Linked DNA regions of Homo sapiens: regions 1, 2, 3 and 4 are each linked to region 5. Evidence: chromatin contacts called from ENCODE Hi-C or POLR2A ChIA-PET data. All regions are on one chromosome and are shown on one strand. The core of a region is the stretch at or near the end of the contact, and the rest is flanking DNA. Distances in the headings are between cores, read along the strand shown. Region 1 overlaps SPON2 (spondin 2). Region 2 has its middle 44 kb from the start of FGFRL1. Region 3 overlaps CTBP1 (C-terminal binding protein 1). Region 4 holds the start of ZNF141 (zinc finger protein 141). Region 5 holds the start of PCGF3-AS1 (PCGF3 antisense RNA 1).

Region 1 (2,700 bases), core at 159-2,658, 390 kb before region 5:
CAGGCACTGCCAGTGCTCACTGACTCCTCATTGCAGCCAGGGCAGGGGCGCTCCCACCACCTCGGTTTCAGTCAGGAAGCTGGGGGGTGCTGGGATCTGCCAGCAGCTCTGTGTGCTCCCCAGGTGGGCTGCCCGGGGCCCTGGCTCTCTGGCTTCTACACCAGTGCCCCTGCGAAGCCTCAGCGCCCAAGGTCTTTGCAAGCCCTGTTCCTGCATCTCTGGAGAGGGCTGCTCCAGGTGTGGGCCTGGCCAGGGCTTCCAGACCAGTCCAGGCACTGCACCTGCACATTGACCCCCTTCTCCACTCTCTCTCATCCTTCAGTAGCCACAAAGCTGGCAGCAGGGTACTCGCAGATTTGTGAGGAGAGCCGAGCCCTTGCTGACTGTCCTCCCGTGCACGGCAGAGTGAGGCGGGGCTCCTGGCCTCCTTAGGGGCTGCCCGCTCTGGGCCACACAGCCAGAGAAACACTGTCCATCTGGCTGGCTTGGCCTGTGGGGTGCAAAAGAGGTGTTTTCACTTTGCTTTGGAAACATGGAAATTACCAAGTGACTTAACCATAACACCAAATGATGATTTTTAAATTTATGAAAATTATGGAACCAGATGGGACACAGGGAAACGAGAACGATACTGAAAAGGTCTGAGTCCTGTGGGGGGTCCAGGTCCCGCAAGACAGCTAATCAGGTGCCCCTGTCTGTTATTCGGGTAAATGTAGCAGCTGGGTCCAGGCTCGGGCAGAGCAGCTTTCTACAGCAGGGGTGTCCGCCCTCTCCCGGGGTTCCCACGGGGTTCCCAGGGGCCCCTTACTCTGCCACGATGTGGGAGTTCCACCACCACAGGGACTTGAGCGGCAGCTCCGGCTCTTACGTAGAAACGCGCAACTCCAGTCCCTAGGTTGTGTCCGAGGTTGCTATGGTGCCATCCCATCTTGCCGCTCACTCTGCGACTGTGCGGAGAAACGCAAGTGCCCCCGAAGGGTGGGCGTGGCCTCTGATGAATGCACACGTTGGTGGGAGGTGGCTTCCGTTTGTACGAAGCGCCTCTTCACGCGAGCGTTCACCTCGGTCTCCCCTTTGCTTGGTCCAGTTCCAGAAACGCCGCTGGACTGCGAGGTCTCCCTGTGGTCGTCCTGGGGACTGTGCGGAGGCCACTGTGGGAGGCTCGGGACCAAGAGCAGGACTCGCTACGTCCGGGTCCAGCCCGCCAACAACGGGAGCCCCTGCCCCGAGCTCGAAGAAGAGGCTGAGTGCGTCCCTGATAACTGCGTCTAAGACCAGAGCCCCGCAGCCCCTGGGGCCCCCCGGAGCCATGGGGTGTCGGGGGCTCCTGTGCAGGCTCATGCTGCAGGCGGCCGAGGGCACAGGGGGTTTCGCGCTGCTCCTGACCGCGGTGAGGCCGCGCCGACCATCTCTGCACTGAAGGGCCCTCTGGTGGCCGGCACGGGCATTGGGAAACAGCCTCCTCCTTTCCCAACCTTGCTTCTTAGGGGCCCCCGTGTCCCGTCTGCTCTCAGCCTCCTCCTCCTGCAGGATAAAGTCATCCCCAAGGCTCCAGCTACTCTAAATTATGTCTCCTTATAAGTTATTGCTGCTCCAGGAGATTGTCCTTCATCGTCCAGGGGCCTGGCTCCCACGTGGTTGCAGATACCTCAGACCTGGTGCTCTAGGCTGTGCTGAGCCCACTCTCCCGAGGGCGCATCCAAGCGGGGGCCACTTGAGAAGTGAATAAATGGGGCGGTTTCGGAAGCGTCAGTGTTTCCATGTTATGGATCTCTCTGCGTTTGAATAAAGACTATCTCTGTTGCTCACAAATGTCCCTGGCTGTCCCCACACTTGTTCTGGGCCCCGTGCAGTGCAGGGACCCGTGGTGTGCGCTAATTGGGGACACACATTCAGAAGGCGCCTGGTGCTGCCGTCAGGGCCATGAGGCACGTGCTCTGTGTGTGTGTGGGAGGCAGGCCTGAGACCTACAGATCTCCCCACAACAGACGCCACCCCTGGCCCATACAGGATTTCAGAAGACACAGCAAATGGCATGTCAGATGCATCCACAAACCCGGCAGGCACGCGCCTGCCCACAGGACGATCAGAAGCTCAGACAAGGGGCACCTTGAGATCCGGACGAGGCCCCAGAAGCCCTCACTCTGCCCCCTCCTCTGTGGGAGCAGCTTGCATTGCTGCTGTTCATGGGGGGGCCACTGACCACCAAGACCCTCGCAGCCCATCAGGCCACCAGCAGACACCTCCTGAGACCTGAGCTCAGAGGCCCCAACCTCAAAGATGTCCTCAGGGGCTCACTGTAATCTGTCGTGGCCCTTTCTGCAGCAGGGGTCCCCAGGCCTCCCCACCAGTGCCACTCACCTGGTGGAACCCCAGGGCCCTCTCAGTGCCTGGGCGGGAGCTCTGTGTGGTTTGAGGATGGAGATGCTTGGGGGATGGCTGCTTCTTCAGTCCTCTCCCAGTGACTGGAAGGTGGGGGCTCACTTCTCTCACCGAGGCCTGGTAGACGACCCTTCCTCGTAACTGTCTAAGGCCCTCCAGCCCTGATGCTTCTAGAACCAGACCCCAGGCCCAGCTCCCACCACCCTGCACGCCATCCCCGCCCACCATCCTTGAAAACAATGAACTAAGCCCAAGCTCACGGGCGCATGAGCTCTGAGGTGACGTGGAGATCTGAAAAACCCCTGGCTTAAAGTTTTC
Region 2 (2,700 bases), core at 32-2,531, 270 kb before region 5:
CCTCCCGTCCCCGCTGGCCTGGGTTGTCGACCCTCCTGGGTGCCCACGGGCCCTGCAGCATCGGTCCACATCTTCTGCTGGCCGCCGGGCGGGGGTGTGCGTGCTGCTCCGAGGTTCTCAGAGATGCCTTTGAATCCAGGCCTTTAAAACCACAAAACGGCCAGTGCTGTAACTACCGTGTCACCAGAGATGCTCCGAGCATTCATGATGTTGTGTTTCTTGAATTTATTAGGATTCCACCTCTGCAAATTCCCTACAAGGGACCCCCACTAACGCCAACACCACAGTTACCAGGGAGAGCAGGAAGAGGGGACTCTCCAAGCTTCGGGGGCTCCCAGGCCAGGCTGCCCCCCCGGCCGCCCATCAGCATCCCCAGCCTGCTGCAGAGGCAGTGTTTAGGCAAGTGCTCAGCCAGCCTCAGGAAGAAAATGCTCTTGGGAAAGTGCGTGTGTAAAGAAGCTCTTTAACTGAGTGTGTGCCAAGGGCAGCCATGGAGCTCTAAACGTTCTCAAGAGTTGTGTTTCTGAGTTTTGCCTTAGTTGTTCAGAAACGCAGTAATGTTCACTTTTATATTCATTGTGAATTTCGAAAATTATGACTTAAACATATTGATAATACTCTGAAAATACTAAGATGACATCTGAATTTTTTAAAATACACATTTTAGTGAATAAACTCTTCTCCCCACCTTATTTTTTGTATGTAACATGTGCACCCTCATTTTCCTCAACAGTGTGAAGTTTTGAAGTCATTTCAAAGACAAAGTTGTGTTTTTACCGCGACTTCCATGCCTCCTGCGGGACCTGCTCACCTTGGGGCAGTGACACCTGAAAGATGAGCACCCAGCCACCCGCTCTGCCCCCTTCCAGTCCTCCAGCCTTCGTGCCCACCAGCATGTGTACGTTAGACAGCCAGTGCGACTGTACTTTCCCTCTTGTTGAAATAATTAAGTAATGTAGTGGAATAAAGTATTTTTCTGATTATCAGGACGAGCATACATGTGATATGTTTGCAACTTTACTCTTAACTTGGAACTTCCTTAAAATGTTGATGCTGGAGGCAAAACGAACACCTGCCTGTTGAGTTCCTGTTAGAAGGTTCCGGCTGCAGCTCGCGGGGGAGACAGGGCTGCTGTGGGGTGCGCACGCAGCGTGGGTCGGCGCCGCCACATCCTGCGTTAGGTGATTACTACGCATTCTGGTCACACAGTACTCACAGCGGGCCTGTGATGCCGGCTTCAGCGGGTGAATCTCCGTCAGGTCCAGAGATGAATTCCGGGCCTGAGCTCACCCTGCAGATGCGGCCTGCGTGGGTGGAGCCTCCTCATCCGTCAGGAGGGTGGGGTCTCCTGCAGGAGACGCCCCCGTGCACGTGGCTCCCAGAGAGTCTCAGAGCCCAGGTCTCTCCCGCCAGCCGGGACCACACAGGGTTGGAAAAGAGGCTTATGGGGTTAGTTCTAATCTTTTAGTTTGCATTTACCTAAAAAGTGTCAAAGAACTTTGTTATCTCACTCGAGTTAACCGAGTTAACAGCAGCCGACCACCACGTGAAGCAGGAGAATCCTCACCTTCACTGCAGGCGGAGCTGAGGCACTGCCGGGCTGCACACAGAGACTTTATTTCAGGTGAGGCGTCCCTGCCTTCACAGCAGCCTCCCAGGCGCCTCCCCTGGGCCCTCCAGATGCCAGGATGCCTGGGCTGCTGGACAGAGGGTGCCCATGTCCTTCTGGAAGTCATGGCATTCATGGCTGTCCCGGATTGACTGTCCCCTCTGGGAGCTGACTATCCCCTCCGGGAGCTGACTGTCCCCTCTGCCGGGAGCTGACTGTCCCCTCCAGGAGCTGACTGTCCCCTCTGCCAGGAGCTGACTGTCCCCTCTGCTGGGAGCTGGCTGTCCCCTCTGTGAGTTGACTGTCCCCTCCGGGAGCTGACTTTCCCCTCCGGGAGCTGACTATCCCTTCCGGGAGCTGACTTTCCCCTCCGGGAGCTGACTGTCCCCTCTGGCAGCTGACTGTCCCCTCCGGGAGCTGACTGTCCCCTCTGCCAGGAGCTGACTGTCCCCTCTGCTGGGAGCTGGCTGTCCTCTCTGTGAGTTGACTGTCCCTTCCGGGAGCTGACTATCCCCTCCGGGAGCTGACTGTCCCCTCTGCCGGGAGCTGACTGTCCCCTCCAGGAGCTGACTGTTCCCTCTGGGAGCTGACTGTCCCCTCTGCCAGGAGCTGACTGTCCCCTCTGCTGGGAGCTGGCTGTCCCCTCTGTGAGTTGACTGTCCCCTCCGGGAGCTGACTGTCCCCTCCAGGAGCTGACTGTTCCCTCCGGGAGCTGACTGTCCCTTCCGGGAGCTGACTTTCCCCTCCGGGAGCTGACTGTCCCCTCTGGCAGCTGACTGTCCCCTCTGGGAGCTGACTGTCCCCTCTGCCAGGAGCTGACTGTCCCCTCTGCTGGGAGCTGGCTGTCCTCTCTGTGAGTTGACTGTCCCCTCCGGGAGCTGACTTTCCCCTCCGGGAGCTGACTGTCCCCTCTGCCGGGAGCTGACTGTCCCCTCTGCTGGGAGCTGACTGTCCCCTCTATGAGCTGACTATCCCTTCTGGGAGCTGACTGTCCCCTCCGGGAGCTGACTATCCCCTCTGGGAGCTGACTTTCCCCTCTATGAGCTGACTATCCCCTCTGGGAGCTGACTGTCCCCTCCGGGAGCTGACTG
Region 3 (2,700 bases), core at 18-2,517, 440 kb before region 5:
TAGTAGAGACGGGGTTTCACCATGTTGGCCAGGCTGGTCTCGAACTCCTGACCTTGTGATCCGCCCACCTCAGCCTCCCAGAGTGCTGGGATTACAGGCGTCAGCCACCAAGGCCTGTTCTTTAAAATTTATTTTTTAAATTCTTTTCTCTCTGCTTCTGTTTGGATGCCATCTGCTGACTTTGAGCCCCTCCCTTCAAGCTCCCGATCCTTTTCTTGCAGTTAGCTTTGTCCAGGGAGTTCCGTTTCAGAGGGATGTTTTCGTTCTGGAATTTCTATGTGGTTCTTTATAGAGTTACCATTCATCTTCCGGAAGCCTCCATTTTTCTGCTGTTTACATCCACACTTGTTGTCATCTCTGAGCATGTTTATAGTAGTTATTAAGAGGTTTTGCTGGCTGATTCCAGCCTCGGTCATCTGTGCGTCTGTCCGCTTCCAGTGTTTTGTTCTAATTAGAAACTACATCCTCCTGTCTCTTCACCTGCATCATCATAATTTCTTATCCTAAGCCAGACATCATGTGGAAGAGAATGGCAGAGACAGAAGTGAAGAATGGTCTCGCCCCGAACAGCCGCTGCTCTCCCGTGTCAGGCGTGGCCGGCGCCGGCCCGCGGCTTTAGCTGGTTTTCGCCACCGGCAGCCCGACTTCCGGGGCTTTGTGTTGTGCGCAGTGGGAAACAGCGTGTCGTCCGCCTTCTGCGCTGTGGGAGACGCCTTTCTCTGTGTCTGCCTGTGTTCTCTTCCTCCCCATTTGGTGGGATCCCTGGCAGGGGGCGTTGACAGACGGGCTGTTCTGCACCTGGGGAGCTGCCCGGGTACTCCGGCCGTGGCTGCAACCCTCAGAACTGCTGCTCCCACCTCCGCCTGCCGAGCCCTCCTCCCTCCTGCAGCAGCCTCGTCCCTGGGGATGGAAGGAGCCACCATGTTCCTTCTCGTAGAACAGGCGCCTCCCTTTCTAGGATGTAGTGCGTTTAGACGGTCCTCAGCTCTTCTGACTGGCCTCCCAGCCTCCCCCAGTCCTCTTCCCAGAGTGACTGGGGGTCCCCTGGGCGTTTGGGCCACGTCCGGCCACCCTGTGTGCCTGGCGGTCTGGTCTCCTTGGCCCTCAGGCCGCCGCGGGCCCCTCGCACGTGTTGTTCCAGCTCTCTGGCTCCCTTCCTGTCCCCTTATGTCTCCAGCAAGCTTGGTCTTCTCAGGGAGGCCTGCCCTGGCTGCCGCCTTTGAAACTGCGCCCACTTCCCACCCGCCCCGGCGCTCAACCTGCTTCCTTCCTGTGTAGCGGTTCCCTCTGAGGCAATGCAGGAGACACCACGTTCGCGGGCTTGGGGTCCTGTGTCCTTTGCAGCCATGCTGTTGGCTCACAGTGGGCACGAGCACTCTGCAGACCCTTCCCCGAGGAGGAGCCGGCCCCAGCCAGACACGGTGGCTCAAGCTCCACGGCTCCTGTGCTGGGACCCGTGCCAGCCTTGGACTGCTGGGGTGGGGGCAGGCACGTCTGCCTGGGATGGCTTTCTCTGCCGCTCCACTCGAAGGGGTCAGGACCTGAGCCCAGCGGGGCCTCCCTGGTCTGGAAGTTTCCCTCCTGCCCCCTTTGCCGTCTCCACGTAGTGGTGGCTGGAATTGAGATGCCGGAAACATTGATGGGTGGATCGAAAGGCCAGCGGAGGGGCCTGGGCACGGAGGACATGTGTTGGGTGGGTGGAGACCCACTGACCAGTCCGTTTGACACTGAGTGGTTCATGTCACGTCCTGTGGACAGGCTGCAGGGGAGTGGTGTGGCTGGCAGCTGGTGTGGGCCGAGGGGCTAGTGTACCCTTTCCACCCCTGTGCATCTCCTCCGCCTTGGCAGTGGGCGCGTTGGAGCGGACGTGGAGCGCTCGTGTGGAGCGTGCGTGGGCACCTTGGCTTGACCACAGCTGGTGTCATCCTTGGCAGATGGTCAAACTGAGGCACAGAGGCCACTCCGACCCTGGCTTTCGGGGCCGGCCTCCCGGCCACGGGTGAGCAAGGGTCTCACACTGTGTCTTGACGCCACCAGGTCGCGTGGGGCAGGCAGTGGCGCTGCGGGCCAAGGCCTTCGGCTTCAACGTGCTCTTCTACGACCCTTACTTGTCGGATGGCGTGGAGCGGGCGCTGGGGCTGCAGCGTGTCAGCACCCTGCAGGACCTGCTCTTCCACAGCGACTGCGTGACCCTGCACTGCGGCCTCAACGAGCACAACCACCACCTCATCAACGACTTCACCGTCAAGCAGGTGCGTGGAGCCGGGGACACAGGACTCTACTTCTGCGGGGCAGGTACAGGTGGGGGTGTCAGGCAGGTCCCTCCCAGCAGCCATCTGCACCTGGGCAAGACCCTGCCTTCAGCGAGCCACATGGCGGCGGCTGCCAGCCCTGCTGGGGGAAGCCCTGTCTGCCCAGACAGCGTTTTCTGTGTTCTGAGTTCTACTCAGGACATCTAAAATACTCTCTGGACAAGACAGAACCTCATACCTTTGAACACCAAATTCCCCTGAAGCCCTTGCTGTTGTCACAGTGGGGACAGATGCAGCTACCTGGGGGCGTTGGGTCGGCCCTTGTGACTTCCGTGCTGCCAGGTTCAGGTTTCACATCTGCAGCTGGAACGGGCTGTGCTCAGGTCGGCCTCTGACATCTGCAGCTGGAAAGGGCTGTGCTCAGGTCGGCCTCTGACATCTGCAGCTG
Region 4 (2,700 bases), core at 154-2,653, 440 kb after region 5:
GAACCAGGAGTCTTCTGGGCACTGTGTGTGTTCTTGGGAGAAAAACCTAGGAGCAAAGCTGCCATGGGCACAATTCCTGAGGGTAGAACCCTGTCCTGGGACAAGTGTGGCCGTGCGAATGCCCAATGGGCGGGCTCAGGAGTGGGTTAGCATTGGGTGGGGGCTGGCAGCAGGGTGCAGGGAAGGGATGTTTCTCAGAACTCCTTTCCTCCAAGTTCTCAGCGCCCTCTCTCCCCGGGAGGAGACCTGGAGGAACAGAACAGTGCGCAGCAGGACAGTGCATGTGCAGAACCCGGCTGGTCTCCCGCGGACACCTGCGACTCCCTCCAGCCCAGGCTCAGCCATGTCTTTCTTCTGACAGGAAACGTGAGGAGTTTGCTCAACACCAGTCAATGCTCCGACCCCAACGGGCTGTCCAACAACTCACTAACGACACCACCCGGAGTCAGCACAGACCCCACAAGCTCAGCGCTCTTCCCGCAGCTGCCCCCCTGCAGACGCCAGTCCCTGCCTCTGGACACCCGTCTTCATTTCTGAACACCTGTCTACAAACCAGGGGCCCACACCCTCCTCAAGTTCAATAATATGACAGAACTACTCACAGAACTCAGCGAAGCGCTGTGCGCGCCCACACTAGCGTATTCTAAAAGATGCCACTCAGGAACAGCCACGCGGAGGAGGCGCACAGGGCAAGGAGACTGGTGGGCAAGTTGGAGCGGGCGGGTGATTTGCTTCGCTTCCTCACACACCTCACAAAAGCTTTTCCTTCAAGACCCGCTGGCAGCCCCCAAACCACGAGCCACGGCCGGCGCTGTCCCATTAATGAGTCCCCATTTGCTCACATGAACTCTGTTTTGATGGGGCCTCGATCTCATTCCGAACAGGGTAAAGCAGGGACGGGATCCCCAGACCACAGCTTCTCCCACAGCTCCTCCCACGCCGGCATCGCGCACGCCGCGCGGGCGGCTTCCAGATAAGCTACTCCTCACCCCACAGCCTGGGGAAGGTGCGGGGCTGCGGGCGCAGAGCTGCACAAGGAGGGCTGCAGGCTGGGCCAGAGCCGCTGTGCGGGGACCGACAGGAGCCCAGGTCCCTCACCGGAGGGTACTGAGGCCCCAGGGCTGAGCGGCGGCAGCGGGGACTCCGTTCGCAGACTCGGTCCCGCCGCCATTTCCCGCCAGCTCCGATGAGACCTCCTCAGCCTTGGGACGCCCTGCCCCGCACACTCACCATTTCCCCACTTCTGAAGTATTCGGGAGTCTTAGCTACCAATCATCCAATACCCGCAGGTCACAGAGCGACGGAGGCTGAGCTGTGGCCGAATCACCAAGGCCTCCCACAACTGAGAACGCAGAGAGATGAAGCCCCTAACCCGCGGTCTGGTAGTAGCCAGACGCAAAGACCCGCGCCACATCCCGGAAGCCACCGCCTCCTCTCTGGCTGCGTGCCTGATTGGGCAGTTTTCACTCCAGTGCGCTGATTGGATACGGCTCCAATCTCCCCGCCATCAGACCTTGAGTGACAGAAGTTGCAACCACATACTCCACGGAATGTGGCGAGAGTGACAGCCGGGGGGCCTCCAGGCAGTTTCAGGCGGGGCTTTCTCTTCGTGCTTGGCCTGGCACAGCCCAGGGGTCATTTTTTAACCTTGTGATGTGTAAGGTGACGTCCATTTAGAAATTATACACGCACGCACACACACAGACATATACGCGCGCGCGCACACACAGACGCGCGCACGTACGCAGTCTCACATAAACATACAAAAGTCACAGACACACACACACACACACGCACGCACCCACGCACGCACAGCCCATCCTTCCTCCAAGGCTCGCGAATCATCTCTCCACAAATCCTGCCTTCGGGGCCGCAGCCTGCAGGCCGACCTCAGTCCGTCCTCACAGAGCCTAGTTGGGTGCACAGCTCTCCCTGACGCGCGAGGAGCAGGTTCACGGGAGTCGGTCGCGCATCCCCAGCGCCCTGCGGGCCTCGCACCGGCTGTGGCGGTGACCCCGGTGAGGAGGGCTTTGGTGCGGGTCACCGTTGCTGAGGACACCCTCCTCCCCCGGAAGCGCGGTCCTGGGGGTCTGGGGGGCGGGTCCCTGACCGCTGTAAACAATAGGTCGGTGGTGTCCACGCAGCAGGCAGCAAATTCTCAGGAAGTGAGCGTCCCGTCTTTGGCTTCACCTTCGTGTCTGTAGAATGGGGGTGAGGGGACTCAGGACTCGGAGCGCTGTCGGGCGGGGCGAGGTGGGCTGAGAGTGTGTCTCCCTCCCCAAGCTCACCCGGAGCTGTGCGGGGCGGGACCGCCCCAGGACCCTCGGTTCCCAGGAGCTCCTGGGGGCCCCGCCGCCCCCACCCCAGGCCGCGCTGCGCAGCCCCAGTCCCCGCCGGCCCCACCGCGCGGTCGCTTTGAGGTCGGCCGGGGTCTGCCCGGCGATGGCGACGCTGCAGCCGCTGGAGCCGGGGCCACCGGGGATCTCGGCGGGACCTGGCGGCAGCGAGGACGCGGACCCTGGAGAGATGGGAGGGGCGCGCCCCGAGCCCGAGCCCCACCCGGACCCGGCTGCCGTCGGCCTAGCCAGGGCCGGGGCGGACACCGTCGAGGACGAAGCCGGGCCCGCGCCCCTGGGCGACCCGTTGAGCCGCGGAGCCCCGCGGGGTGGAGCCGGGCCAGGCCCATCCGCTCCGGGCGCG
Region 5 (2,700 bases), core at 122-2,621:
ACAGGGCACCCCAACATCCAGCCACTGCTCAGCCTCCATCCTCCCCCAGCCTCCCATTTCCCATCCACAGCCTGGTCTGGACCCCCTTGCAAGCCTAAGCAGCGACTTGGACGTGCCAGGTCACGACCCAGGCAGCTTTCCCTTGGAGTCTTTTTTTTTTGAGACAGAGTCTCTCTCTGTCCCCCAGGATGGAGTGCAGTGGTGCGATCTCGGCTCACTGCAAGCTCCGCTCCCAAGTTCACACCATTCTCCTGCCTCAGCCTCCCGAGTAGCTGGGACTACAGGCACCCGCCACCACGCCCGGCTAATTTTTTGTATTTTTAGTAGAGACGGGGTTTCACCGTGTTAGCCAGGATGGTCTGGATCTCCTGACCTGGTGATCCGCCCGCCTCGGCCTTCCGAAGTGCTGGGATTTCAGGCGTGAGCCACCGCACCCGGCTCCCTTGGAGTCTAGACGAGCCCTTCCTACAGCAATGAATGCTGGGTCAGACCTGAGCTTCTCCGGGATCCAGCTCTCATCTCAGGTGACGGGGTCTGAGGCCTCCTGGGAATGGCACTCCTCCCCAGATGTTTACTGAGCCCCTGTGATATGCGCTGCTCTGTTCTAGGGGCTGGGAATACTAGTCCCTCCCTCCTGGAACTGGTTTTCCTAGTGATGGAGGACAGATGATAAACATGGAAGTGGCGGTGTTTGCCCTGGAGGAAAATCAAGCAGGACAGGGAGCAGAGAGCAATGGTTAGGGTTACTATTTCATGAGTGGTCAGGGGGCCTCTCTGTCAGAGTGACGTGCACAGACCCGGAGGGAGGCGCGTGTCCCGTGGGAGAGCATTCTGGGCAGAGAACAGCCATTCGAGAGCCAGGAGGCAGCGCTGCCTGGGTGCCACCAGCGTGGCCCTGGCCCCATGCACTGGCTGGGCACCACCCTGCCCCCGGAGTCTCCTCCTTCTGAACGTTTGACTGTATCTTGAACACAGCGGGGCCGGCTTTCAAGCTCCAGACACGGCCTCCTCCCCAGGCCAGGAAGCCCTGTCAGGCAGCAGATCCGGCCCCCTCAGCAGATCGGCCCCTCCAGAAGACCCGCCCCTCACAGCAGATCCGGCCTTCCCAGCAGACCCGCCCCCCGAGTAGATCCGCCCCTCCAGGATATCCATCTCCCCAGCAGATCCGTCCTCTCCAGCAGAACCGCCCCCAGCGGAGCCGCTCGGGCGGGGCCTCCGGGCCTGGGGAAGGGAGCGGGGACCGGGCCGTGGAAGGACCGCGCCCGCCCCTGGCCAGCCTGAGCCAATCAGCGCATGCTAGGTGGGCCGACATGATTGGCTCCTAGAGGCTCACGTGTGGAGGCCTGACCAATCAGAGCCCGAGAGACGCCATTGCAAGCCTCTGCAGAGGCGCTGGAGCTGGGTCAGTCCGCCGCTCACCCCGCGGCCGCACCTTCCCGCCTTCTCAGGTAACTAAGTGCGGGTCTCGGGCCTGGCAGAAGCTTCTTCGGCCCCGTGCCCTCGCCTGGCCCCGCCCCGTCGGTTGTGTGCTTGTCTCGTCCTGCCCCCAGGCCCTGCCGGTCCCCACCGTTAGGCCGGCGTCCCTGCCCGGCCCCGCTGCGGGCTGGCGCCAGCTCAGGAGGACGCCCCGAAGCCGAGGCCTCGGAAGCAGGTTTTTCCCAGACCTTCTCCTGTCCCGCGTTCCCCCTAGGCCGGCCGTAGGGACCAGACCCCACCCTAAGCCCATAGCCGGCCTTCGCGCTCCGGGTGACCCTGGCTGGCCCTGTTTGTCTGTGGGTCCTGGGATGCGCCACTCCCGGCAGGAAGGGGCGCCGCCGAGGCCCGGTCTCAGCCTGGAACCCCGCTCCTGCCGTCGGGGCGCTTTCTGCGGCTGCCCACACACGACCCCAGGCAAGGGGTGGGGGCGCGGGACCCTCCATGACATGGCGGCGGGGCGCTCTCACTTCTTTGAAACCAGCGTAAACTGGACCCGCCCCACCTCCCATACCTTGGGGGAGCCCCGGGAAAGGCTGTGGCCTGGGGGTCTGCAGGGCGTTGGCAGTGGAGGTGGGGAGAGACCCCAGCCCTTTCCTGTCCCCCCCACCAGCCTTGCCTTCCTCGCCGTGAGCCGGGGACAGTGGAGGGGAGTCAGGGAGGGCCCACCAGATGGACTTTCTTGTGACTCATCCTATAAAGCCCCTCGGGCTTAGCCACCCTCCCCAGGACCCGTGTGGTCTCCCGGACTGTGCTGGAAGCTTAGAGCCAGAATGACTTTTCCACCCTCGGGCTGGCTGGCTCAGTGGGCAGCAGGGACAGGGGGCTGTGAAGAGAAAACTCACTCGCCAGGGTCAGGGGCCGCTTGCTCACTGAGGAAAGCAGAGGGGTTCCTGCCGCTTGCCTCAGGAACAAAGCTAGTTGGTGAGGCACTGCCTTGCAGTTGTAGGAGAGGAATAATGGCCCCCGTGGGTGCTTGGTTGGAACGATTAAAGGAGAATAACAGTTTAGCACGATTATTTCACACAGTTGTTCAAAGAGATGGCTTTGAATTCCAGCTTACATGGCGTCTTCAACAAAAAGTAATTGTTTAGAGAAGTGACAAGATGAAGGAGGACTCTGAGTCCTAGTCTCCCTCCTCGAGTCCCTGTGTGAGCAGAGGTAAACAATGAAAACTCACCAACCAGGAGAAATTCACCTAGGACTGGCGCAGAAGGTATACACCAT

What was found. A loop is a pair of places that touch in the nucleus more often than their neighbours do. ChIA-PET counts read pairs that join two places held with the same protein, here RNA polymerase II (POLR2A). Pooled maps may share reads with other maps.
Region 1: a pooled map shows a loop between it and region 5 (9-fold over the local background). The contact joins the enhancer-like site here to the promoter of PCGF3-AS1 in region 5. A Hi-C loop is called at or near these places in 1 of 37 single-sample maps with no recorded cell type and 7 of 50 pooled maps. POLR2A ChIA-PET finds 5 or more read pairs at or near these places in 1 of 52 experiments (WTC11).
Region 2: a loop to region 5 is called in a map of naive thymus-derived CD4-positive, alpha-beta T cell, with 4 times the contacts of the local background. The contact joins the enhancer-like site here to the promoter of PCGF3-AS1 in region 5. A Hi-C loop is called at or near these places in 3 of 168 maps with a recorded cell type or tissue (ascending aorta, endothelial cell of umbilical vein and naive thymus-derived CD4-positive, alpha-beta T cell) and 6 of 50 pooled maps. POLR2A ChIA-PET finds 5 or more read pairs at or near these places in 2 of 52 experiments (activated naive CD4-positive, alpha-beta T cell and naive thymus-derived CD4-positive, alpha-beta T cell).
Region 3: a pooled map shows a loop between it and region 5 (5-fold over the local background). The contact joins the enhancer-like site here to the promoter of PCGF3-AS1 in region 5. A Hi-C loop is called at or near these places in 3 of 37 single-sample maps with no recorded cell type and 9 of 50 pooled maps. POLR2A ChIA-PET finds 5 or more read pairs at or near these places in 1 of 52 experiments (K562).
Region 4: a loop to region 5 is called in a map of B cell, with 13 times the contacts of the local background. The contact joins the promoter of ZNF141 here to the promoter of PCGF3-AS1 in region 5. A Hi-C loop is called at or near these places in 6 of 168 maps with a recorded cell type or tissue (B cell, CD4-positive, alpha-beta T cell, ascending aorta and 2 more), 18 of 37 single-sample maps with no recorded cell type and 23 of 50 pooled maps. POLR2A ChIA-PET finds 5 or more read pairs at or near these places in 1 of 52 experiments (H1).

Annotation. Positions count from the first base shown.
Region 1 is chr4:1,166,044-1,168,743 of GRCh38, reverse strand. SPON2 (spondin 2) reads left to right here. Exons shown (of 6, transcript NM_012445.4): 6 at 1,088-1,812. The coding sequence ends at 1,272. All of the region lies in intron 1 of LOC124900647 (nascent polypeptide-associated complex subunit alpha, muscle-specific form-like), which reads right to left. Among named protein-coding and RNA genes, the nearest start is that of SPON2, 5.2 kb to the left of the region's middle. RefSeq lists a silencer at 1,324-1,607 and an enhancer at 1,434-1,683. Within about 2 kb of position 1,408, at least 22 of the 41 ENCODE cell types and tissues checked have a DNase peak (open chromatin) inside an H3K27ac peak, as active enhancers do.
Region 2 is chr4:1,054,537-1,057,236 of GRCh38, reverse strand. It overlaps a transcript of RNF212 not described here. Among named protein-coding and RNA genes, the nearest start is that of FGFRL1, 44 kb to the right of the region's middle. Within about 2 kb of position 1,281, at least 11 of the 41 ENCODE cell types and tissues checked have a DNase peak (open chromatin) inside an H3K27ac peak, as active enhancers do.
Region 3 is chr4:1,215,543-1,218,242 of GRCh38, reverse strand. CTBP1 (C-terminal binding protein 1) reads left to right here. Exons shown (of 10, transcript NM_001012614.2): 6 at 2,038-2,252. It overlaps CTBP1-AS (CTBP1 antisense RNA), which reads right to left. Exons shown (of 6, transcript NR_104331.1): 5 at 2,553-2,697; 6 at 1-2,284. Among named protein-coding and RNA genes, the nearest start is that of CTBP1-AS, 6.8 kb to the right of the region's middle. RefSeq lists a silencer at 967-1,036. Within about 2 kb of position 1,267, at least 9 of the 41 ENCODE cell types and tissues checked have a DNase peak (open chromatin) inside an H3K27ac peak, as active enhancers do.
Region 4 is chr4:336,517-339,216 of GRCh38, reverse strand. ZNF141 (zinc finger protein 141) reads right to left here and starts at 1,403. Exons shown (of 4, transcript NM_003441.4): 1 at 1,231-1,403. The coding sequence starts at 1,233. RefSeq lists enhancers at 1,554-1,653, 698-1,658, 1,764-2,279 and silencers at 2,294-2,403, 2,634-2,693.
Region 5 is chr4:780,520-783,219 of GRCh38, reverse strand. It overlaps PCGF3-AS1 (PCGF3 antisense RNA 1), which reads left to right and starts at 1,371. Exons shown (of 3, transcript NR_171661.1): 1 at 1,371-1,448. LOC124900163 (chloride intracellular channel protein 6-like) reads left to right here and starts at 1,372. Exons shown (of 2, transcript XM_047416474.1): 1 at 1,372-1,448. RefSeq lists enhancers at 104-821, 822-1,538, 1,539-2,256 and silencers at 1,083-1,432, 1,533-1,612.